Regions from separate parts of the Homo sapiens genome. Here region 1 is linked to region 2. The links are chromatin loops, found by intact Hi-C in ENCODE. Cell type or tissue: CD4-positive, alpha-beta T cell. All regions are shown on one strand. Each heading gives the region's core, and the rest is flanking DNA. Links, peaks and the distances in the headings are about the cores only. Region 1 overlaps SCAI (suppressor of cancer cell invasion). Region 2 holds the start of RABEPK (Rab9 effector protein with kelch motifs).

Region 1 (12,530 bases), core at 1,975-9,974, 80 kb after region 2:
TAAATTGCTCCCATTTTTCTTCTTATTTCTACCTAACCCCCAGCTCCCGCCAAAGGCACTCATTGTTCTACCCTTCTTCCCTCAGTATAATCTCCTCAAGGAGTTCATATTTTCAGAAAACATGCACAAACCTCCCTTGAGGCAAAGAAGCAAATAGGACTATCATCTTGGGGATTGGGAAGTACCATGATAATAAAACATCCATTGATGTCTTAATAACTTATCTGGCTACTTATATTTTCATCAGTAATTCTAGTCCCTGTAGTGGGACTTAATGATCTATCCAAAAATGATTTGATTTTCCCTTCTTTAAAAGATGGAGCTGAATTCTCCTCCCTTGAGTGTGGGCTGGACTTAGCGATGCACTTCTAGTGAATAGAACACAGGAGAAGTGATGAGATGTCTCTTCCCAGATTGGGTTTTTAAAAGACTGGTTTCTGCCTTGCATGTGTGTTCTCTCTCTCTCTCTCACACACACACACACACACACACCCACACCCACCCACCCACCTCACTTTGCGGGAGGCTAGCTGGCTAGCTCAGATTGGGTTTTAAAAAAACTGGCTTCTGCCTTGCATGTGTGTTCTGTCTCTCTCTCTCTGACTTCTGCCTTGCATGTGTGTTCTCTCTCTCTCTCACACACACACACACACACACACACACACACCCCCAACTCACTTTGGGGGAGGCTAACTCCATGGTATGAGGCAGCACTGCATAGAGGGAAGGCACTTGCCATGTTGTGAAGACAGCCACCCAGGCAGCCCATGGGGAGGGCCATGTGGTGAGGAAGTGAGGCCTGCCAGCAACCACAACAGCTAGCTTGGATGTAGATCTTCTGAGGCCTGCTGGCAGCCACATGACTGGCTCAGAAAAGTGAGCTTGAACAGGGATCCTCCTACTCTAGTTGAGCCTTGAGGATGACTATAGTCCAAGCCAACAGCTTGACTCATTGTCCTGGCTTCACAAGGGCTGAGTTATGTGAATCTGTGATTTTCCTTGGAGAGTCTCCTTTCTTCCAGCACTGGCTTCATTGTACCCAAGGGGCTCAATGTCCAGCTAAGATTTCTCTTATCCTGTATAGGTTTCTGATGGACAAAGAGAGAGAATGTGTGTGTGTGTGTGTGTGTGTGTGTGTGTGTGTGTGTGTACGTGTACGCACGCATGCATGAGAGAGAGAATATGTGTGTGTGTTTTGGAAGCAGCTATCTTTTTTTTTTTTTTTTTTGAGACAAAGTCTTTACTCTGTCGCCCAGGCTGGAGTGTAGTGGCGTGATCTTGGCTCACTGCAACCTCCGCCTCCCAGGTTCAAGTGATTCTCCTGCCTGAGCCCCTTGAGTAGCTGGGATTACAGTGCCTGCCACCATGCGTGGCTGATTTTTTTGTATTTTTTGTAGACACAGGGTTTTGTCATGTTGGCCAGGCTGATCTCAAACTCCTGACCTTAGGTGATTCACCCACCTTGGCCTTAAGAAGCAGATATCTTTTGATTAAAGGGCAGTTCAGTTTTATTTTTCTTTCTTTTTTTTTTGGAGATGGAGTATCACTCTGTTGCCCAGACTGGAGTGGAGTGGCACGATCTTGGCTCACTGCAACCTCCACCTCTTGGGTTCAAGCAATTCTCCTCTCTCAGCCACCTGAGTAGCTAGGATTACAGGCATGTGCCACTACACCTGGCTAATTTTGTATCTTTAGTAGAGACAGGGTTTCACCATGTTGGCCAGCCTAGTCTGGATCCTGACCTCATGATCCTCCCACCTCGGCCACTCAAAGTGCTGGGATTACAGGCGTGAGACACCGCGCCTGGCCTTCATTTTTAAATTTAATTTTATTTTTTTTAAGACAGAGTTTCGCTCTGTCTCTCAGGCTGGAGTGCAGTGGCGCCATCTCAGCTCACTGCAACTTCCACCTCCCGGATTTAAGCGATTCTCCTGCCTCAGCCTCCTGAGTAGCTGGGACTACAGGTGTGCGCCACCATGCCTGGTTAATTTTTGTATTTTTTATACAGACGGTGTTTTGCCATGTTGACCAGGCTGGTCTGGAACCCCTGACCTCAGGTGATCTGCCCACCTTGGCCTCCCAAAGTGTTGGGATTACAGGCGTGAGCCTCCCACACAGATTGGGAGGTAGTCCTCTGCTCTTGTTTGCCTTGTTAAGGGAAGGGCCGTAAGGTAGTTATCCAGTGAAGAGTCAGTTTTCTTCTGCCTGCTCTCTCTCACCAGGCTTTAAACTCTTTTTCAACCCCTTTTCTTGGCTTTTTGGGAAGAGTGGGCAAAATAGAGCCAAGTCAGTTATGATGGTTCATTTTATGTGTCAACTTGACTGGGCCACTGAGTGCCCAGACATTTGGTCAAACATTATCTTAGGTGTGTCTGTGAGGATGTTTCTGGATGAAATTAATATTTGAAGTGATTGAGTAAAACGGATACCCTTCCGAGTCTGGGTGAGCCTCATCCAATCATTTGAAGACCTGGCTAGAACAAAAAGACTGAGCAAGAGGGAGCTTCTCCTGCCTGACTCCTTGAGCTGGGACATCAGTGTTTTCCTGCCTTTGGACTTGAACCAAAACTTTGGCTCTTGAGCATGGTAGCTGTTGTATTGGAACTTGCGCCATTGATTCCCTTGGTTCTCAGGCCTTTAGACTTGGACTGCAACTAGACCATAGGCTCTCTTGGGTCTCTAGCTTACTGACTGACAATCTTGGGACTTTTCAGCCTCCATAATTGCATGAGCCAATTCCTTTTAATAAATATCTTTTTAAATATATATACCTCTGTCTCTGTCTCTCTACCTCTACCTCTGTCTCTCTCCTGTTGATTCTGTTTCTCTGGAGAGCCCTGACTAATATATAAGCCTAGTCTTTTATTGCCTTACTTTTGTCTCATTTCAGGTTTTTCAGAGTGCTCCTAATCTCTGAGAACTTCTGCATTACTGGCTTAATTCTCTGCATTGACGCAGTCTGTCATGAAATGGCTATCTTCATGACAAACCAAGCAAAAGGAGAGGTGCTTGGGTTTTCATAAACTTGGCAGCTGTTTTGGAAACATTTTACTCTAAGGCTAGGCACCACTGTTTGTATTCTTATTTTGCATTTGGGGTTTCTTTCTCCTAAGTTCTCTCTCCATATATTCTCCTGGCCTGGAAGGCATGTGTGCCTGTTTGACAGTGTCCTGGAAATTCTTTTCTAGACGGGGAGTGCATGTTGAAGGTGCTCACACGTGGTTTCCTAAAATCCTGCAAAGTGGCAGTTAGGACTTTTGTTTGTTTGTTTGTTTCTTTGTTTCTTTGAGACGGAGTCTCACTCTCGCCCAGGCTGGAGTGCAGTGGCGTGATCTCGGCTCACTGCAACCTCTGCCTCTCGGGTTCAAGCGATTCTCCTGCCTCAGCCTCCCAAGTAGCTGAGATTCCAGGTGCCCGCCACCATGCCCGGCTAATTTTTTGTATTTTTAGTAGAGACGGGGTTTCACGTGTTAGCTAGGATGTTCTCGATCTCCTGACCTCGTGATCCACCTGCCTCGGCCTCCCGAAGTGCTGGGATTACAGGCGTGAGCCACCACACCCGGCCTGCCAGTTAGGACTTTTAAACTCTTAGGATAATTTCCAAACTATAGAGTCATCATGTATAGATTTTCAGAGAACAACTGCCAAAAATAAAGATTTTAGATTTAGAATTGTTGACATAAGCCTTTTTTTTTTTGAGTTGGAGTCTCACTCTCTTGGCCAGTCTGGAGTGTAGTGGTGCAATCTCAGCCCACTGCAACCTCCATCTCCCCAGTTCAGGCAATTCTCCTGCCTCAGCCTCCCGAGTTGCTGGGACTACAGGCACGTGCCACCACACCTGGCTGATTTTTTGTAGTTTTATTAGAGACAGAGTTTTACCATGTCTCTCAGGCTGGTCTTGAACTCCTGAGCACAGGCAATCTGCCTACCTTGGCCTCCCAGAGTGCTAGGATTGCAAGTGTGAGCCACTGAGCCTGTCGTAGCCTGTCTTTCTAACAATAGATAAGCAAGCTGTTTTTCTATTGAGGTAACACCTGGCTGGTGATAATAAAATTGTCATCAAGTAAAAGGATTCTTACTTTTGTATAAAATAGGAATATGCATCTATATGTCCAAAACAGGTTTTTAAAATTTTACTAATTTATTTATTTTTGAGACAGGGTCTCACTCCAGTCACCTGGGCTGCAATGCGGTGGTGCGATCTTGGCTCACTGCAGCCTTGACTTACTGGGATGGAGTAATCCTCCCACCCTAGCCTCTGAAGTAGCTGGGACCACTGTCACATACCACTACGCCCAGAAAATTTTTTGTATTTTTGGTAGAGACAGGGCTTTGCCATGTTGTCCAGGCTGGTCTCGAACTCCTGGGCTCAAGCAATCCACCCGCCTCGGCCTCCCAAAGTGTTGGGATTACTGGCGTGAGCCACTGCACAGTGCACAACCAGCTTTTTTTTTTTTTTTTTTTTTTTTTTGAGATGGAGTCTCACTCTGTTGCCCAGGCTGGAGTGCAGTAGCGCAATCTTGGTTCACTGCAACCTCTGCCTCCTGGGTTCAAGTGATTCTCCTGCCTCAGCCTCCTGAGTAGCTAGGATTACAGGAGTCTGCCACCACACCTGGATACTTTTTGTATTTTTAGTAGAGATGGAGTTTCACCATCTTGGCCAGGCTGGTCTTGAACTCCTGACCTCGTGGTCCACCCGCCTCGACCTCCCAAAGTGCTGGGATCATAGGCATGAGCCACCGTGCCTGGCCCACAACCAGTTTTAAATCATTAAGATATAAGTTAAAAAGAAGAGGAAAATGTTTTAAATAATTTATAAGAGAATTATAGAATCTGTATTGAGAGACTACTCAGTCCAACCGAAAGCATAGTAGGAGAAATCCTAGTGTAATCACATTCCTGAAAATGAAGTCCTTAAAAATTTCTTAGTCTTAGTCTTTTCACATATAGTTCACTTACATATTTACCAATGACATACATGTATTTAGTGTTTCCTAAGAATTTTATCCAAATTGCCTGTCTCATGTACATGCTGTTGTATATAAATGCCCTTGTGACAAAATACAAATAACATTTCGTAGAGGTGTCAGTGAAATTGTGATACTTCTGTCATTGATTTTTTCAATAACTAGATGATAAAATCACAGTTGTCATATAGATGTTCATAGCATTTTTACTCTTTATTTTTTATTTATTTATTTTTTTGAGACTGAGTCTTGCTCTGTTGCCCAGGCTGGAGTGCAGTGGCATGATCTCCCGGCTCATTGCAACCTCTACCTCCCAGGTTCAAGCAATTCTCATGCCTCAGCCTCCCAAGTGGCTGGGACTACAGGGGTGTGCCACCATGCCTGGCTAATTTTTGTGTTCTTTTAGTAGAGATGGGGTTTCACCATGTTGGCCAGGCTGGTCTCAAACTCCTGACCTCAGGTGATCTACCCATCTTGGCCTCTCAAAGTGCTGGGATTACAGGCTTGAGCCACCATGTCCAGCCTGGATTTTTACTCTTAAAAAAAGGTTCTTATGTTTGAAAATGTTGGAAACCACTAGATTAAATTATCTCTGGAGCCAGTTCTAGCCATTTCCAAAGTGGAAAAGGACTTTGGCTTAAGGGTGGAGCCTTTGCATAAGGATGTGTTCAAAGAGGATAGTACAGCATGCTGGTGACACCCCCAGAGCTTTGGCAGGTTTCTAGTCACTACTTTTCTTTGTCTTTCTTTTTAAATTCCTACATGCCCCAGAGGTTTGATTCATCTTTTTTCCAGCATCTCGTATGTCATCTATTGTTCTCTCCACCCATAAACCCTCAACTGAAACAGGATGCAGGTGGCTTAGCTTTTTCTTTACCTTGTTCACGCTGAAACTATTTGACACTATTTCACTTTTAAGGATTTTTACTGCTGTTAACAACAGAGAATGAAATGAATGAATACAAATTTGCACAATTTAGAATTTTATTAAAAATGAGAATTTCTTATCCTTCATTGAAATGTAAACAAAAAAATTTCAGTTTTTTAGTAGTTGCTAGGATAATGGCAGTAGACTAAGTGGTGTCAAAAGTTTCTTCCAACTCTGTATTTAATTTTTAGTGGCAGATTACTCATGTTTCCTTATTTTATCACTCTTTTTTTTCTGGGAAGTCCCTAAATGTCCTCTCTCCTATTTTTCTTTTTCTTTTTTTGAGATGAAGTCTTACTCTGTCACTCAGGCTGGAGTGCAGTGGCATGATCTTGGCACACTGCAGCCTCTACCTCCTGGGTTCAAGCAGTCAAGCGATCCTCCTGCCTTAGCCTCCTGAGTAGCTGGAACTACAGGCGTATGCCACCATGCCAGGCTAATTTTTTATACTTATTTATTTGTTTGTTTGTTTGAGATGGAGTCTTGTTCTGTTGTCCAGGCTAGAGTGCAGTGGTGCGATCTCAGTTCACTGCAACCTCTGCCTCCTGGGTTCAAGTGATTCTCCTGCCTCAGCCTCCCGAGTAGCTGGGATTACAGGCGCCTGCCACCATGTCTGGCTAATTTTTGTATTTTTAGTAGAGACGGGATTTCTCCATGTTGGCCAGGCTGGTCTCGAACTCCTGACCTCAGGTGATTCACCCACCTTGGCCTCCCAAAGTGCTGGGACTGCAGGCGTGAGCCACTGCGCCTGGCTCTTCCTCCTGTTTTTCTTTATCATTTGACTCTGAGGATAATTACTTGTAGGCCATTGAATTCATTTCATCATGGGGAGGAGAAACTCCAGGTTATTGTCTTTAATCTCTTTACTCCTTGTTTTTTACAGGAAAACTCTACTTAATAAAAACCAATAAATACTATTAACAAAAAGTCAACTTTGGTATATTCTGGCATACAACCAATGTATTGGTATGACAGATTGTATTTGCCAAATGTGTCTACAGCAGTATCGTTCATTTTACATGTTCTACCTACAATGTCATCTTCACACTCCTCCCATCTAGTGGTGAAGCCTGTGTCTCAGTCTCTTAACCAGAGCAGACTTTTGTAAATGCCTTTACCAGTAGAGCATGGCTCAAACGACGTGTCACGTTTAGGGCTAGGTTATAAAAATGCCATGGATTTCTAACTTTCTCTCTGGAGTGTCACTTTTGGAATCTGGCTACTATGTGAGGAGCCCAAGCAACTAGGAGTGGCCTGTGTAAGAGGGAAACTGAAGCTCCTGACTCTCAGCCCCAGCTGAGCTCCCAGCTGACATCTGGGATCAGCTTGCCAGCCATGTGAGTGAGCTGTCCTAAAAGCAGATCCTAATCTTCTAGTTCCCCATCACAGTGCCCTAATGAGTGCTTATGTAGTGTTTATATGTAGAGCAGAGATGAGTTGTTCCTGTCAAACTCTACCCAAATTGCAGATTCATGAGCACAATAAAAGATTGTTTTAAGCCACTAAGTTATGTAGCAGGGGATAACTGGATTAGCATTCCATTTTGCCGGAGTTTAGAGATCATACTATACGTTGAACTGTAAGAACAAGAACAAGATGTATTTCTACCTTCAGGAGCACTGTTAGTTTTATAAGAGAAGAAATATGGATTATGTGTCCCCTTCCTTTATAGATTGTTATTTCACTGTCTTTCATTTTACATATTTATTAAATTATTATTTTTTTTAACTAAAGAGCAGTACAAAACAAGAAATCAAATATTGGACAACAATATTGCTGCCTAGATAACTCCATTTTCATGTACTTCTAGTTTAGAAGGTTGTGTGCATGTTAATAAGCAGTGACTTCGGAATGATTCAGACCACATGTGTGACCGTGAAGGCAGTATCCTCTTTGTAAATCAGTTGATCTATAAAATGGTATGTACTTCATGGGTTTGCTTTGAGACTTCAATGATATTACCTGCCACAAAATATTGGCTGTTCATTACTACTGCTCCCCCATCCCCCGCCAACAATAGAGATGGGATCTTGGTCTTGTCATGTTGCCCAGGCTGGTCTTCAATTTGTGGGCTTAGGTAATCCTCCTGCCTTGGCCTCTCAAAGTGCTGGGATTACAGGTGTGTGCCACCACACCCAGCCTGGACTTTTTGATAGTAAGTGATTAGGCAGTGATACAATAGCAAAGACATGGAACCAGTTCAAATGCCCATCAATGATAGACTGGATAAAGAAAATGTGGTGCATATACACCATGGAATACTATGCATCCATAAAAAGGAGTGAGATCATGTCCTTTGCAGGGACATGGATAAAGCTGGAAGCCATCATCCTCAGCAGACTAACACAGGAACAGAAAACCGAACACTGCATGTTCTCACTCATAAGTGGGAGCTGAACAAGGAGAACACATGGACACAGGGAAGGGAACAACACTCATCGAGGCCATGTGGGGTGGGGGTGGTGAGGGGACGAAGAGCATCAGGACACAAATAGCTAATGTATACGGGGCTTAAAACCTAAATGACGGGTTGATAGGTGCAGCAAACCACCAAGGAACATGTATACCTGTGTAACAAACCTGCACATTCTACACATGTGAACTGTATTACCTGTTGTCATTATGCTTTATTTATTTATTTATTTATTTATTGAGACAGGGTCTCTGTCTCCCAGGCTGGAATGCAGTGGCAGGATCATAGCTCACTGTAGTCCTAAACTCTTGGGGTCAAGAGATCTCCTACCTCTGTCTTCCAAGTAGCTGGGACTACAGGTGCATGCCACCATGCCTGGTTAATTTTTTTATTTTTATTTTTTAGAGTTGTGGACTTGCTGTGTTTCTGAGGTTTGTCTTGAACTCTTGGCCTCAAATGATCCTCCTGTGCTGGCCTCTCAAAATGTTGGGATTACAGAATGTTGGGATTACAGAAGTGAGCCACCATGCTTGGCTCCACTATGTTTATTTTTTAACAAGCCTTTTAAATGTATTAATATTTTACATATAATGTGTAGATTTTAAGTGTTTAGTTCACTATGTGTTTTTTAAATCAATTTTTAATTGTTTAGTGATTAGTTGATTACAGGTAGCAGGCACTAAACCAAATGGAAGGAGGAGTCCAAGAGAGGATAACTTTTTTCGCAGAGTGCTAGTGCTTATTAGGGGATAAGGTTTATATATTACCTCATTAGAAGATGGGGGCATTATTCACATTTAGAAAGAGAAACTGAGACTTAGGAAATTAAAGTGATTGACCCAAAGTAACACAGCTAGGAAGTGGCACAGTCAAGACAAAACAGTTTTGTTTTGCTCTGTAAAATTTTTGCTATTACTGACTAGTGACATTGAAATTATTCAGAAAAACAAAACTTGGTAGAGATAATTTCCTGTGAGGGTTTATTGAAGTCCCATAAAATAAATGAAAGCAGCCCATGATAAGGAGGTCTTCTGGTTTCAAATGCTTCAAAGTTCCTCAAGCTTTTTTTTTTTTTTTTTTTTTTTTGAGATGGAGTCTCACTCTGTCGCCCAGACTGGAGTGCAGTGGTGTGATCTCGGCTCACTGCAGCCTCTGCCTCCCAGGCACAAGCATTTCTCCTGTCTCACCCTCCTGAGTAGCTGGGACTACAGGCACGCACCATCATGCCCAGCTAATTTTTGTAGTTTTAGTAGAGATAGGGTTTCACCATGTTGGCCAGGCTGGTCTCGAACTCCTGACCTCAGGTGATCTACCCACCTCAGCCTCCCAAAGTGCTGGAATTACAGGCGTGAGCCAAAGTTCCTCAGGCTTCTAAAACTGAGGTAGTGTAATTTTATCAGGCATTCCTCTATAATGATTGAGGTAATCAGGTAAAAGGAGTTGTTTTCAGTAACCTAGGTACGTTTTTGCTTTTCAGTATGAAAGAATATAAGACTAATAAGAATGAAAATTTTGTTTCTAGGTAGTTTATGCTATTGCATGTGTCTTATATGCAAGATTTAAAGGCTGAAATGTAAGTGATGTTACTTCATTGGATAACAGACAAGCCACATACTTCAGAGGAGATGATGGATAAGTAGTTAATGAAATGTTACTGAGTGAAAAAAAACCTCTTCAGGTGTGTAGGAATGTATTATTTAATTCAGTCAGCATAGAATTCCTGCAGGCCTCAGATTTTTCTTTATTCTCTTATGTTTCATATTCCTTTATCCTTTGCAGCGTGTCAGATACATTGATGTGTTTGAAAATTGACACCAGGTAAAGAATAAATATGATAAGTGAAAGGGTAAATGAGAGTTCAGACATTCTTTATTTTCATAAATTATTCTTAAAATTTTTATTTTATGGAAAATACTAGCTCAAAAAATGGGATAATTAGGACAGATTTTCAAGAGAAAACAATGATTTTTTCAACAGATATTTTTAAAGCATCTAGATAGGTCAGGTACTTTTTTTTGGTTAACATTCTGAAGGCTTCTGATGGAGAGTCTATTTGACATTCTTAAGGTTACTGAAAGCAGAAAATGGTTTTCTCTTAATATATTATTGGTGGGTTTTGTCTCCTAGATTTTTTTCCTAGTTCTTATAAACTGGTAAAAACCTAGAGTTTTTATTTGTAATAAAATTTTACTTGTAATAAAAAATTTAAACATCTTAAAATAAATTCAGTGACTGTTTCATGTTATAGTCTATCCTATATTCCTGGTATCCCTTTTTCTGTTCTACTTCTTATTTTTTAAATAAAAAAGTTTGTGTGTATATATTCTTTTCCCCTCGTTTATTCATTCTAGATTTTGCTTTCTGTCTTCCTTCCTCTGCTCAAATACAAGCCCTGTGAGGGCAGGGATATTTCTTTGTTGATAAAGCACAGAAAATAGTGGAACATAGTAGATGTTCAACAAATTCTTTGTTGAATAAATAATACTTTTAATATTTTAAAGTTAATTCTAATATATACACAAAAGCATATATAACATGTATACTTTTTTTTTAAATTAATTTTTTTTGAGATGGAGTCTCTCTCTGTCACCCAAGCTGGAGTGCAATGGTGCAATCTCGGCTCACTGCAACCTCCGCCTCCCAGGTTCAAGCGATTCTCCTGCCTCAGCCTCCTGAGTAGACAGGCATGTGCCACCATGCTCGGCTAATTGTTTTTTCTGATAGAGATGGGATTTCACGATGTTGGCCAGGCTGGTCTCGAACTCCTGACCTCAGGTTATCCGCCCACCTTGGTCTCCCAAAATGCTGGGATTACAGGCGTGAGGCACTGTGCCTGGCCCAACATATGTGTACTTTAAAGAAGAATTACAAATAAATGTCTTTGTTCTCACTGGTCAACTTAAAAAATAGTGTACTGTCAATACCTTGAAATTCCCTCATATTCCTCTTTTCTATGGCATTTGCCTCCTTCCCTCTCCTATTGGAAGAATAAATTATTTTTATTCATTTGCATTTTTTTCATAATTTTACAACATGAATATAACTATATTATTTAAGTGACTGGATATGACTATAACTGTAAATTGATTTTTTAGTTTCAGATTTGTTAAATTTTATATTCATGAAATGATACTGTATGTATTCTTTAGTTTGCTTTATTCATTCAACATTAGGAGTTTGAGATTCATTTGTGTTGATGCATATTGATATACTCCATTTAAACTGTTACATGGTATTCAGTTACATGACTATGTCACTGTTTATTCTATCTGTGGGCAGTTGGTTTGTGTCTAAATAACAAGCAGTGCAACTACAAACATTTAGAAAGTGTACTCTGGTGTACATGTGCTTCAAGAGTTTTTTTTTTTTTTTTTTTTTTTTGAGGAGAGTCTCGCTCTGTCACCCAGGCTGGAGTGCAATGGCGCGATCTGGGCTCACTGCAAGCTCCGCCTCCCGAGTTCATGTCATTCTCCTGCCTCAGCCTCCCGAGTAGCTGGGACTACAGGTGCCCACCACCACGCCCGGCTAATTTTTTGTATTTTTAGTAGAGACGGGGTTTCATCGTGTTAGCCAGGATGGTCTCAATCTCCTGACCTCGTGATCCGCCCACCTCGGCCTCCTGAAGTGCTGGGATTACAGGCATGAACCACCGCGCCCGGCTGCTTCAAGAGTTTCTTTAGGCCAGGTGCAGAAGCTCAGGCCTGTAATCCCAGCTCTTTGGGAAGCTGAGGTGGACAGATCACCTGAGGTCAGGAGTTCGAGACCAGCCTGGCCATCATGGCAAAACCCGGTCTCTACTAAACATATAAAAATTAGCTGGGCATGGTGTGCATGCCTGTAATCCCAGCTACTTGGGAGGCTGAGGAAGGAGAATTGCTTGAACCTGGGAGATGGAGGTTGCAGTGAGCTGAGATCATGCCACTGTGCTCCAGCCTGGGCAACAGAGCAAGACTCCCTCTCAAAAAAAAAAAAAAAAAAAAAAAGCCGGGTGTGGTGACACGCACCTGTAGCGCCAGCTACTTAGAGGCCAAGGTGAGAGGATCGTTTGAGCCAAGGAGTTCAAGGCTGGTGTGAGCTGTGATCATGCCACTGTGCTACAGCCTGGGCAACAGAGCAAGACCCTATCTCTGGGGGAATAAAAAAAAAGGTCCTTCAGGTTATATAGCTAAAGAAATTCTAGGTCATATAAAATGGGCATTTGTCAACTAAATATGGACAGTTG
Region 2 (12,530 bases), core at 2,998-10,997:
CTCTCCCGCTAAACAAGGAGGTACTGGTCAGATGAATGTGTGCCAGGGGCCTACTAAGAAACCTGAGGGATCTGTCAGTGATGCTGACTTTTTCTTTTTTCTTTTTTTTTGAGACAGAGTCTTGCTCTGTCACCCAGGCCGGAGTACAGTGGCATGATCCTGGCTTACTTTAACTTCCATCTCCCCAGTTCAAAGTAATTCTCCTGTCTCAGCCTCCCGAGTAGCTGGGACTACAGGTGCCCACTACCACACCCGGCTAATTTTTTTGTATTTTTAGTAGAGACAGGGTTTCATCATATTGGTCAGGCTGGTCTCGAACTCTAACCTCAGGTGATCCACCTGCCTTGGCCTCCCAAAGTGCTGGGATTAGAGGCGTGAGCCACCACACCTGGTCCTGGCCATGTTTTCTTATAGGAAAACCCTGCTGGTGTTTTTAGGAATGCCCTGCTCATGGCTAGCAGCACACAGCCCTGTTCTCTGGCCATAGGGCATGTACTCTGCAGCTGCTGATCTTACCCAGATCCATGGTGTGCACGTCTGAGAAGCTTCTGTTTGGATTTGCTCCCCCAACAATGAAGACCTTCCCTCTCTTGGCATTACCAACTGGGGGTAAATATGAACAGCTGTGGCCAACTCGAGCACAGGGGCTGTCTCCAGGGACAGTCAAGGTGTACCTGCCAAAGGAAGGATGTATTCAGGAGGCCTGAGCAGAGAATAAATGCAGTAGTGTGCTCTTTCCATTCCTCATGAAATATTCACCAGAATGAAGAGCCTTATGCAGACACTTTAAATTGTACCCAATAAAGCAGCACTTCTCTGATTAATAATAGTACCTCCCCTTTGCACACAGTCTTTGGCTTTTCAATTTTGTCACTGTCTTCATCTCACAGTAATCTGGTAGGAATGCACTGGGCTTATTTTTCCCCATTTGGTAGATAGGGAAACTGACCTCCAGAAATGTTCAGTGATGGGTCTTGGCACAGGATGGTGGCTGTGAGCATGGTGTATGAATTCAGACAGATCTGGTTCAAATTCGAGCTCAGGTACTTCCTAGATGTGTGACCTTTTGGAAGTCACTTAACCTTTCTGAACTTTAGTTTACTCATTTGTGAAATGAGGACAGCAATGGTTCTTTTTTTTTTTTTTTTAAGATGGAGTTTTGCTCTTGTTGCCCAGGCTGGAGTGCAATGGCGTGATCTCGGCTCACTACAACCTCCGCCTCCCGGGTTCAAGCGATTCTCCTGCCTCAGCCTCCCTAGCAGCTGGGATTACAGGCATGTGCCACCACACCTGGCTAATTTTATATTTTTAGTAGAGATGGGATTTCTCCATGTTGGTCAGGCTGGTCTCGAACTCCCGACCTCAGGTGATCCGCCCGCCTCGGCTTCCCAAATTGCTGGGATTACAGGCGTGAGCCACCGTGCCTGGCTGGACAGCAACAGTTCTTACTGCAAAAGATGATTGTGAAGACTGAGACAAGACGTCAAAACAGGGCAGGGAAGGACTCAATAAATGGTGGCGAGAGCTTTATGTGCCACCACATGGTAATCAACAGCCCTGGGGCTCTTGCCACTAGCCAGTGATTCCTCTCCATCAAAAAAATTATCCAGAATTTACTGATTTCAGAGCTTTTCCAGATTACCCCCAAAGCTCAATCTGATGGAAGCCAAAGCTAGCACTCTGAAAAATCACATACAGAATTCGGTCATTCCACTATCTCTCTCTCTCTTTTTTTTTTTTGAGACGGAGTCTCGCTCTGTTGCCCAGGCTGGAGTGCAGTGGTGCAATCTTGGCTCACCATAACCTCCACTTCCAGGCTTCAAGTGATTCTCCTGCCTCAGCCTCCCGAGTAGCTGGGACTACAGGCGCGCACCACCATGCCTGGCTAATTTTTGTATTTTTAGTAGAGATGGGGTTTCACTATGTTGGCCAGCCTTGAACTCCCAGCCTCAAGCAATCCTTCTGCCCTGGTCTCCCTAAGTGCTAGGGACGCGCCCACCACGCCCAGCCCATTCCACTCTCCACAGTGATTCTGAATGCTGACTGAGAAAACACACTTGAAGCTTCCTGATTGGAAAAGAAAATTCTGTAGCTGTTTTTCAGGCCCTGTCTTATTTGACCTCTCTGGTGTTTGAGACTCCTGACCTCTCCTCGCTTCTTGTGCCTTTCTCCCAGCCAGGCTTTCCCACATCCCTTCCTTTGGTTCTGCACTCACTTTTCTGGTTGTCCTTTCTGCTTCCTTCTCCGACTCCTTTCCTACCAGCCACCTCCTGACTCTCCGTCATTCTCAATTCTCTTTTCCTCACTTTACATTTGCTTACCTGATTAATGTTATCTGTAGTGATAACTTCAATTATCACTCATCTATATATTCATCAGTGGTTGCCAAATTTGTTTCCCATTCAGAGCTCTATTCTGATGTCACTTAATCTACATAAAACCCCTTTGAGGGCCGGGCGCAGTGGCTCACGCCTGTAATCCCAGCACATTGGGAGGCCGAGGCAGGCAGATCATGAGGTCAAGAGATTGAGACCATCCTGGGCAACATGATGAAACCCCGTCTCTACTAAAAATACAAAAATTACCTGGGTGTGGTGGCATGCACCTATAGTCCCAGCTACTTGGGAGGCTGAGGCAGGATCGCTTGAACCCGGGAGGCGGAAGTTGCAGTGAGCCGAGATTGTGCCACTGCACTCCAACCTGCCAACAGAGTGAGACTCCGTTTCAAAGACAAACAAAAACTAAAAAAACGCTTTGAGGATAACAGCTGTTACCATCATCTGAGTTCTACAACGGAGGAACTGAAGCTAAGAAAGGTTAAGTAATTTACCAAAAGCACACAGCCATCCAGAGATGGTGGATATAACAAAAAAAAGTCCCTGCCTTGATAGCCCTTACAGACTAGTTGGGAAAAGAAACATTCAACAGTTTCACAACTATCTGTTTCACTTCAATTGTGGTAGAAAGGAGTACAGAATATATAGTATGAGGACATGCATGTCTTAGGAGGGTCTCACCCTGTAAGGAGCCAGGGAGATAGGGTGGTCAGAGAAGGCTTCCTGAAGAAGCACCATTTGGAGAGAGATCTGAAGTATGAGTAGAAATTAGCTGGGTAGGCCAGGTGTGGTGGCTCACACCTGTAATCTCAGCACTTTGGGAGGCTAGAGTGGGAGGATCGCCTGAGCCCAGGAGTTTGAGACCAGCCTGGGCAACATAGCGAGACTGGGTCTCTAAAAAAAAAAATTAGCTGGGCATGGTAGTACACACCAACAGTCCCAGTTACTTGGGAGATGGAGATGGGAAGGTTACTTGAGGCCAGGAGGTCGAGGCTATAATGAGCCACAATTGTACCACCGCATTCCAGCCTGGGTGGCCAGCCACAGAGGAAGAACTTGTCTCAAAAATAAAATAAAATAAGCTGGGAAAAGAGAGGGACAAAAAGTGGAGGGAAAGAGCACTCCAGGCAGAAAGAGCAGTCCAGGCAAAGAGACCAGCATGAACAGCTCCTGAGTGGAACAGTGCAAAGGGCACAATAAAGAAGAGAAAGAGAACAAAGGAACAAGTCATGGGATTTGAGGTTGGAAATACAGGCAGAAACATTTTGCAGGGACCATTGGGCCAGTTTAAGAAGTCTAATTTGTTTGTTTGTTTGTTTGAGACGGAGTCTCCCTCTGTTGCGCCCAGGCTGGAGTGCAGTGGCACCATCTCGGCTTGCTGCAACCTCCACCTCCCAGGTTCAAGAATTGTCCTGCCTCAGCCTCCCGAGTGGCCAGGATTACAGGCATGCACCACCACTCCCGGTTAATTTTTGTATTTTTAGTAGAGACGGGGTTTTGCCATGTTGGCCAGACTGGTCTCAAACTCCTGGCTTCAAGTGATCCACCCACCTCAGCCTCCCAAAGTGCTAGGATTATAGGCATGAGCTATTGCGCCCGGTCAGGAGTCTGATTTTTCTTTTTTTTTGAGATGGAGTCTCGCTCTGTCGCCCAGGCTGGAGTGCCTCAGCCTCCAGAGTAGCTGGGACTACAGATGCCCGCCACCACGCCCGGCTAATTTTTTGTATTTTTAGTAGAGACAGGGTTTCACCATGTTAGCCAGAGTGGTCTCGATCTCCTGACCTCGTGATCCGCCCACCTCGGCCTCCCAAAGTGCTGGGATTACAGGCATGAGCCACCGTGCCCGGCCTTTTTTTTTTTTTTTTTTTTTGAAACGGATTCTTGCTCTGTGGCCCATGCTGGAGTACAGTGGCATGATCTCAGCTCACTGCAACCTCTGCCTCCCAGATTCAAGCAATTCTCCTGTCTTAGCCTCCCTAGTAGCTGGGACTACAGTTGCACAACACCATGCCAGCTAATTTTTGTATTTTTAGTAGAGATGGGGTTTCACCATATTGGTCAGGCTGGTCTCAAACTCCTGACCTCAGGAGATCCACCCGCCTTGGCCTCCCAAAGTGCTGGGATTACAGGCATGAGCCACCGTGCCCAGCCCAGGAGTCTGATTTTTATCCCAACACCAACAGGGAGGCACAAAAGGGTTTTAAACTAGGAAATGCCATGATTGGCTGTATTCTGGGTACAGAGCAAGACAGATGCATGGAAGCCAGTCTGGAGTCTCTCCTTCAAGGTCCTGTTGAAGAACTGCCACCTCTCTACAACCTTCTGTGGGCCCTGACTCAGAGCAGATCACATTTTATCACCATCACCTGCTTAGTCTGTAGTCCCCAGTACACAGAGACTATTTACAATTCTACCTCCAGCACCCACAGAGCAGCTGCCCCCATCAGGCCAATGTTAGTTGTTGAATAAAGGGTTGTTTGAACAAACAGCCAAGAAACAGTGAAGCCAGTTTAATCCAAATCTAATTTCCTAAAAATCTTAAAAATGAGTCAGAGCTCGGGGGAAGACACAGCATTGGAGCTGAGGATGCCAGATGGTCAGTGCCTTACTCTTTCTGGTAAATGGATTTTAATAAAATTAACATCTGCTCTGTGATAATTACTGCCCCCCTATCTTTCCTCTGAAGACTTTCTCAGACAGTTTGAGTCTAATTACCAGAAACTGCAGACAGTTTCATCTCTACCCCTTTTTGTTGATGATCAAATATGTAAATAAACTACTTATAAATGAAACAAAAACTCATGCTTTTCTGTGTCTGGATCCTTCCTTACAGACCATGTTGCTTTCCTGGGCTTGTCTCCAGGTTCCAAGACTGGCAGTTGCTTCATGGTGTCCTATGCATAAGAAAGAAAGGCACTTTTTAGACACTTATGATTATCATCTTAATCAATTCAACCTCCTTTTTAAACCTTTCCTGTTGAATGTACTAATTTCTAGGCCTGATTGATTTGAATAAGAATCACCAACTTTTCATCTTTATTTTTATTATTTATTTATTTATTTATTTATTTGAGATGGAGTTTAGCTCTCGTTGCCCAGGCTGGAGTGCAATGGCAAGATCTCAGCTCATGGCAACCTCTGCCTCCCAGGTTCAAACGATTCTCCTCCCTCAGCCTCCCGAGTAGCTTGGATTACAGGCATGTGCCACTACGCCCAGCTAATTTTTCTATTTTTAGTAGAGATGGAGTTTCACCATGTTGGTCAGGCTGGTCTCGAACTCCTGACCTCAGCTGATCCACCCGCCTCAGCCTCCCAAAGTGCTGGGATTACAGGTGTGAGCCACCGTGCCTGGCCTATGTATTTATCTTTATTATTATTTTTAGATAGAGTCTCACTCTGTTGCACAGGTTGGAGTGCAGTGGTGCAATCTCCACTCACTGCAACCTTCCCCTCCCAGGTTTAAATGATTCTCCTTTCTCAGCCTCCTGAGTAGCTGAGATTACAGGTGCCCACCCACGCCCAGCTCATTTTTCTAGCTTTTCTAGTAGAGACGGGGTTTTACCACACTGGCCAGGCTGGTCACTAACTCCTGACCTCAGGTGATTTGCCCGCCTCAGCCTCCCAAAGTGCTGGGATTACAGGCATGAGCCACCGTGCCTGGCTTTATTTTTTATTTTTATTTTTTCTGAGATGGAGTCTCACTCTGTCACCCAGGCTGGAGTGCAGTGGCAGGATCTCAGCTCACTGCAACCTCTGCCTCCCGGGTTCAAGCTATTCTCCTGCCTCAGCCTCCAGAGTAAGCTGGGACTACAGGCAAGTGCCACCACACCTGGCTAATTTTTTTTGTATTTTTCGTAGGGATGGGGTTTCACTATGTTCGCCAGGCTGGTCTTGAACTTGGCTCGCCTCGGCCTCCCAAAGTGCTGGGATTACAGGCGTGAGCCACTGAGCCCGGCCATTTATTTATTTTTTAATTAAAAATAGAAACGGGGCTGGGAGCAGTGGCTCACGCCTGTAATCCCAGCACTTTGGGAGGCCGAGGCAGGCGGATCATGAGGTCAGATCGATACCATCCTGGCCAACATGGTGAAACCCTGTCTTTACTAAAAATACAAAAAAAATTAGCTGGGCGTTGTGGCCCACGCCTGTAGTCCCAGCTACTCAGGAGGCTGAGGCGTGAGAATTGCTTGAACCCAAGAGGCGGAGGTTGCAGTGAGCCGAAATTGCGCCACTTGCACTCCAGCCTGGCGACAGAGCAAGACTCCTCCTCAAAAAAAGAAAAAAAAATAGAAATGGAGGTTTCGCTTTGTTGTCCAGGCTGGTCTCGAACTCCTAGCCTCAGGCAATTCTTCCACCTCAGCCTCCTAAAAAGCTGGGATTACAGGTGTGAGCCACTGCTCTCCGCTCAAAGGACAAAATATTTAAAGAAGCTGAGAAATACTGAGCTCTGGGATAAATCTTGGCCTCAACATAGCATAGAAAGTAAGGCCTTCTGCTGTTGAGCTTTTTTCCCGTGAACTCACCTCCACAATCTCTTGCATTATTGGTTTTTTTGCTGTTCTTGTAATATGGCAGGCCTTTTCATAATTTTGCAGCCTGTTCTGCTTCCCCTATTTGGAATGTCGCTTCCCTTCTGGGAAATTTGCAAACTCCTAGTTAACCTTCAAAGCCCAGTTCAAAAGTCCCTTCCCTGGTGAAACCTTCCCTGATTTGCCCTTTTCTCTTCCACCCACATCCAAGTTACTTCCTTCTTCCACCCACTGGGCTCTGAAGGTATTAGCCATCACCATTGCAGGAATCATTTGGAATGTTTATCTATTTAAGGCTTCTAGACTAGATTCTAGATTAAATTCCACTAGACTAAGTTCCTAGAGGGCTGGGCCTGTCAGATCCATTCCGAGAACCTACCAATGGACCTGGCATGGAGTAGAAGTGGGGGAGTGGCTAGTGAATGAAGAAAGAAAATAGATTGAGAGATGAATGGATAAATCTCACCTGCGGCCTAGGCCACTGACAGCTGTCCCCAAAGTCCAGAGCTCAGTTAGGCTGGCTTCACGTGGGCGGGACCTCCCGCAGCAGCCGCCGCTACCAGCCCAGCAAATCTCATCCCCACGTGGCAGTTCTAGGGGATAGGAGACGGGGTCGGGAAAGAACAGGCTGATTCGGTCAAAGTGGCCGGGACGGAGCCAGGGAAGGCCCTTCCCCGTTCTTTGCACCCGGCTTGGGCCCACTCCCCTAAAAGATTCAGACTCCCTGCCCGAGACCGTGATAGACCCGGTATCCGGGGACCCTCGCCCCTACCCTCCAGCCCCGGACTGCAATACCTGCGGCGACTTAGGCCAGTCGCGAGCCGTGACTCCACCCCGGAGGGGCGGGGCTTAGGTCCGGGCCCTCCTCCCAGGACCCGGAAGAGCGTCCGGGCCAACCGCTCCCTCTTCCCTGCTCCGCCCCGAGGGCCCGGCGCTGACTTCCTGGGCTGGCGGTGGAGGGGTCCCCCAGACCGGGAGTGGACGCCAGGCTCTGCATTTCTCGGGAACCAAGTGGGGTGGGCCTTCCCTGGGTCCCTCCCTCCCGGACGGGATAAATAAGCCGGGGCTACTTGGAAACGATTTGCGCAATGCCGGGTTCGGGCGTCCGTTTGGGGAACTCAGATGCCTGCGGCAGCTGATCTACTCTGTAAGGGGCTAACAGGGCTGGGCGCCACCACACTCCAGCTTGGGCAACAGCGCAAAAACTCCCTCTCAAAAAAATAAATAAATAAAAGGGGGGGAGGGTATAACAGTTACATTTCCAGTTACAACGATTGTTTTTTTTTTTTTTTTTTGAGACGGAGTCTCGCTCTGTCGCCCAGGCGGGACTGCGGACTGCAGTGGCGCAATCTCGGCTCACTGCAAGCTCCGCTTCCCGGGTTCACGCCATTCTCCTGCCTCAGCCTCCCGAGTAGCTGGGACTACAGGCGCCCGCCACCGCGCCCGGCTAATTTTTTTTGTATTTTTAGTAGAGACGGGGTTTCACCTTGTTAGCCAGGATGGTCTCGATCTCCTGACCTCATGATCCACCCGCCTCGGCCTCCCAAAGTGCTGGGATTACAGGCGTGAGCCACCGCGCCCGGCCACAACGATTGTTAACAGTTTCTAAAGGGGAGAGTTGAGCATGCAATCCTCCTGCGCAGTCTTCGGGCCAGCTCAAGATTTGGTGCTTTAAACAGCTGATTCATTCCATAATTGCCATTTGTAATTATGGCAGGTGCTATGCTGAGCCAGACACCACCACGCTTTGCCTCCAGGAGCAAGTCTTAACTAGAGAGAGATCAAAGAAAAAGACAACTAGGGACGACTGCCAAGAGTGCAATAAATATAAAGTTCAGCCAGGAGAGTATCTGTTCTGAAGTTACTTTCCTCCAGGCCTCAGGGTTGTCTGTTTGTAACCATGGAGCTAATAAGATTTCTATCATAGGCTGGGCGCGGTGGCTCACGCCTATAAGTCCAGCACTTTGGGAGGCCGAGGCGGGCGGATCACGAGGTCAGGAGTTCGAGACCAGCCTGGCCTACATGGTGAACGCCCCCGCCCCCCCCCCCAACTAAAAACACAAAAATTAGCTAGGCGTGGTGGTGGGCGCCTGTAATCCCTGCTACTCAGGAGGCTGAGGCAGGAAAATTGCTTGAATCTGGGAGGCGGAGGTTGCAGTGAGCCGAGATAGTGCCACTGCACTCCAGCCTGGGTGACAGAGCCAGACTCCGTCTCAAGAAAAAAAAAAAAAAAAGAGAGATGTATGTAGTAGTTGTGGTGGGGAATACATGACATAATGTAAATAAAAGTGCTCAGCACCCAGCAGCTGGCACAGAGTTCTCTGTCAAGGGTAAAGCTATTCCTGACTATAAATGAACAATGTCTCTAGACATATTCAGAATCTACATTATCTTTGTTTTAGTTCATAACCATAGGTTCTCTGTGTCTTTCCTGAAAATAGAGAGGTGGCTTGCTCTCTTATGTCTGTTTCAAAGAACTCCAGTCTCTGAAACTGTCGCTGTGTCCTAGAAAATAGAGAAAACAGCTCAGGTTAGAAACAGGAGCTCCTGGAGTATAGAGCTATGGTAGCTTAGTGGGAAGAGATCAAACATACTTGGGTTAAAATCCAAGCTCCAGGCTGGGTGTGGTGGCTCATGCCTGTAATCCCAGCACTATGGGAGGCCAAGGAGGGCAGATCACGAGGTCAGGAGTTCAAGACCAGCCTGGCCAACATAGTGAAACCCCATCTCTACTAAAAATACAAAAATTAGCCAGGCACGGTGATGCGCACCTATAGTCCCAGCTACTCGGGAGGCTGAGGCAGGAGAATTGCTTGAATCGGGAGGCAGAGGTTGTGGTGAGCCAAGATCATGCCACTGCACTCCAGCTTGGGCAACAGAGCAAGACTCTGTCTAAAAAAAAATCAGCCAGGCGTTTGCCTGTAATCCCAGCTACTCAGGAGGCTGAGGCAGAAGAATCACTTGAACCCAGGAGGTGGAGGTTGCAGTGAGCCGAGATCGTGCCACTGCACTCCAGCCGGGGCAACAGAGCAAGACTCTGTCAAAAAAAAAAAATCCAGGGTCCAGCACTAACCATCTAACTCTGACATTTGGCAAGTTACCCACTCTGAACCCTAGTTCCTCATCTATAGAATGATGATAGTATTACCTGCTGTGCAGACAGAACTGTTCAGAGGATGTGCTAATACAGGTGAAAGGCCAGGTTGGTGAAAGGAATATTTTAGCTACTTGAAACCATAACCAAAATTTATTGACAAAATGGAATTCAAGGTCTGCGGCTCTTTCAAACATATGGAGTCTTTGTGAGTTCCCACTTTAGTGGAAAAATCCCCATTGACTGTCTGCCAAAGAGAAGTTTAGGGATATTCAGTCATTCTGCTCTCCTTCAGGAAAGAAAACCAAGTCCAGGTTAGCTCTGCCATATGTCCATGTGCATCTCCACGTACATTTCTGCTCACAGCTGCAGAATGCTCTGATGTCCCCGGTGTTTTCTGGCTAGCTCTGTTTCAAGGTGCCATGCTGGAGTGGCACATCAACAAGAAAAATTGGAAGAGGTTTGTGGGCAAAATAGCAGCCAGTTTTCACTGCGGGACCTATTTATTTATTTATTTACAGACGGAGTCTCGATTTGTCGCCCAGGATGGAATGCAGTGGCGCCCTCAGTTCACTGCAACCTCCGCCTCCTGGGTTCAAGCAATTGTCCTGCCTCAGCCTCCCAAGTAGCTGGGATTATAGGCGTGGCCACCACGTATGGTTAATTTTTGTACTTTTAGTAGAGACGGCATTTCACCATGTTGGCCAGGCTGGTCTTGAACTCCTAGCCTCAGATGATCCACCTGCCTTGGCCACCCAAAGTGCTGGCATTACAGGCATGAGCCACCGTGCCTGCTGAACCTATGCTTTTAGACTAGAAATCACATTTGAGAATGTGGAATGCCTGAGATCTATTTTCTTTTTTTTTTTTTGAGACAGTCTTGCTCTGTCGCCCAAGCTGGGGGAGTGCAGTGGCATGATCTCGGCTCACTGCAACATCCGCCTCCCGGGTTCAAGCAATTCTCTGCATCATCCTCCCAAGTAGCTGGGATTACAGGTACCCGCCACCACACCCAGCTAATTTTTTTTTTGCATTTTTAGTAGAGACGGGGTTTCACCATCTTGGCCAGGCTGGTCTTGAACTCCTGACCTCGTGATCCACCCACCTCGGTCTCCCAAAGTTCTGGGATTACAGGCGTGAGCCACTGCGCCAGGCTGCCTGAGATGTATTTTCTATTTCTATTTTTATTTATTTACTTATTTTGAGATGGAATCTTGTTCTGTCGCCCAGCCTGGAGTGCAGTGTCATGATCTCAGGTTACTGCAACCTCCGCCTCCCAGGTTCAAGCAATTCTCTTGCCTCAGCCTCCTGAGTACCTGGGACTACAGGTGCGCACCACCATGCCTGGCTAATTTTTGTATTTTTCGTAGAGACAGGGTTTCACCATGTTGGCCAGGTTGGTCTTGAATTCCTGACCTCAAATGATTCACCCACCTCTGCCTCCAAAAGTGCTGGGATTACAGGTGTGAGCCACTGTGCCTGGCAAGAGATGTATTTTTAAAAATGGAAATCAAGGCCCAGAGAAGTTAAAATAACTACCCCACATAAAATGGCAGAACCAGGAACCCAGGAACCCAGATCTCTTATTTCTTGCAAGGAAGACTAAGAATGCATTCCAGTCATCAAGCTCTGTTACCCCATCTCCATACCAAACCACTGGAAGTGTCTAACACCTCTCCTAAAAGCTTGCCCAACACTCTGACGCACGCTTTCTTCTTTTCTCTCTGCTGTGGATGTGAAGAATGATGTTCACTCAATGAGGTGGGTCTGCAGGAGGGAGCTTCCTCCTGTCAGATAGTGTGGTCATGTGAGGACTGCCACCTATTTTCACTGGAACAGCACACCACTGACCTCTTTACTGATGCATCAGCAAGGGAAGTAATGAATGCCGGTGAGACCTTCCTTTTAAGCACTTTACAGTTTATGAAGAACATTCACATCCATCTCCCTATTTGTCTTCCTTCCCACTTCTGAGAAGGTATCTTGAATAGGATTTATTCCCAATTACTGAGGTTCAGAGATTAAGAGTGAATTGTGGCTGGGCGCAGTGGCTCATGCCTGTAATCCCAACACTTTGGGAGGCCGAGGTGGGCCAATCAACTGAGGTCAGGAGTTTGAGACCAGACTGACCAACATGGTGAAACCCCGTCTCTACTAAAAATACAAAAATTACCCAGGTGTGGAGATGCATGCCTGTAATCCCAGCTACTTGGAAGGCTGAGGTGGGAGGACTGCTTGAGCCTAGGAGGCAGAGGTTGCAGTGAGCCGAGATTGTGCCACTGCACTCCAGCCTAGGTGACAGAAAAAAAAAAAAAGGCGACAGCCTGTCTCAAAAAAAAAAAAAAAAAAAAGAAAGAAAGAAAGAAAGAAAAACAGCCAGTTTTCTATGCTACCCACAGAGGGGTCCATATGGGGTTGTTATGGATTCCCATCATAACTTAAAGGGAAACTTTCACAATGTCCAGAGCCCTTGCTGTCCTGCAAATGAAGGAGGAGGATGTCCTTAAGTTCCTTGCAGTAGGAACCCACTTAGTGGCACCAATCTTGACTTCTAGATGGAACAGTACATCT

What was found. Peaks named below come from ENCODE experiments on the same cell type or tissue, not always from the same donor. Only the 100,000 strongest peaks of a DNase experiment are listed, where the experiment ranks them.
Region 1: a loop joins it to region 2, with 4 times the contacts of the local background. A loop is called at or near these places in 3 of 110 quality-filtered maps.

What each region holds. Positions count from the first base shown.
Region 1 is chr9:125,114,530-125,127,059 of GRCh38, reverse strand. The region is part of intron 2 of SCAI (suppressor of cancer cell invasion); the gene reads left to right. Among named protein-coding and RNA genes, the nearest start is that of SCAI, 23 kb to the left of the region's middle. In CD4-positive, alpha-beta T cell, for the core only: a CTCF peak has its summit at 6,897; a DNase peak (open chromatin) is centred at 6,959.
Region 2 is chr9:125,195,708-125,208,237 of GRCh38, reverse strand. It overlaps RABEPK (Rab9 effector protein with kelch motifs), which reads right to left and starts at 7,696. Exons shown (of 8, transcript NM_005833.4): 1 at 7,332-7,696; 2 at 5,172-5,230; 3 at 517-674. The coding sequence starts at 5,224. LOC105376271 (a long non-coding RNA gene) reads left to right here and starts at 7,842. Exons shown (of 2, transcript NR_135145.1): 1 at 7,842-8,012; 2 at 8,583-8,705. It also overlaps the pseudogene RPSAP76. RefSeq lists a silencer at 7,769-7,818. In CD4-positive, alpha-beta T cell, for the core only: no CTCF peak of the experiment used is centred there; DNase peaks (open chromatin) are centred at 7,737 and 8,617; H3K4me3 peaks cover 1,813 bases; H3K27ac peaks cover 1,491 bases.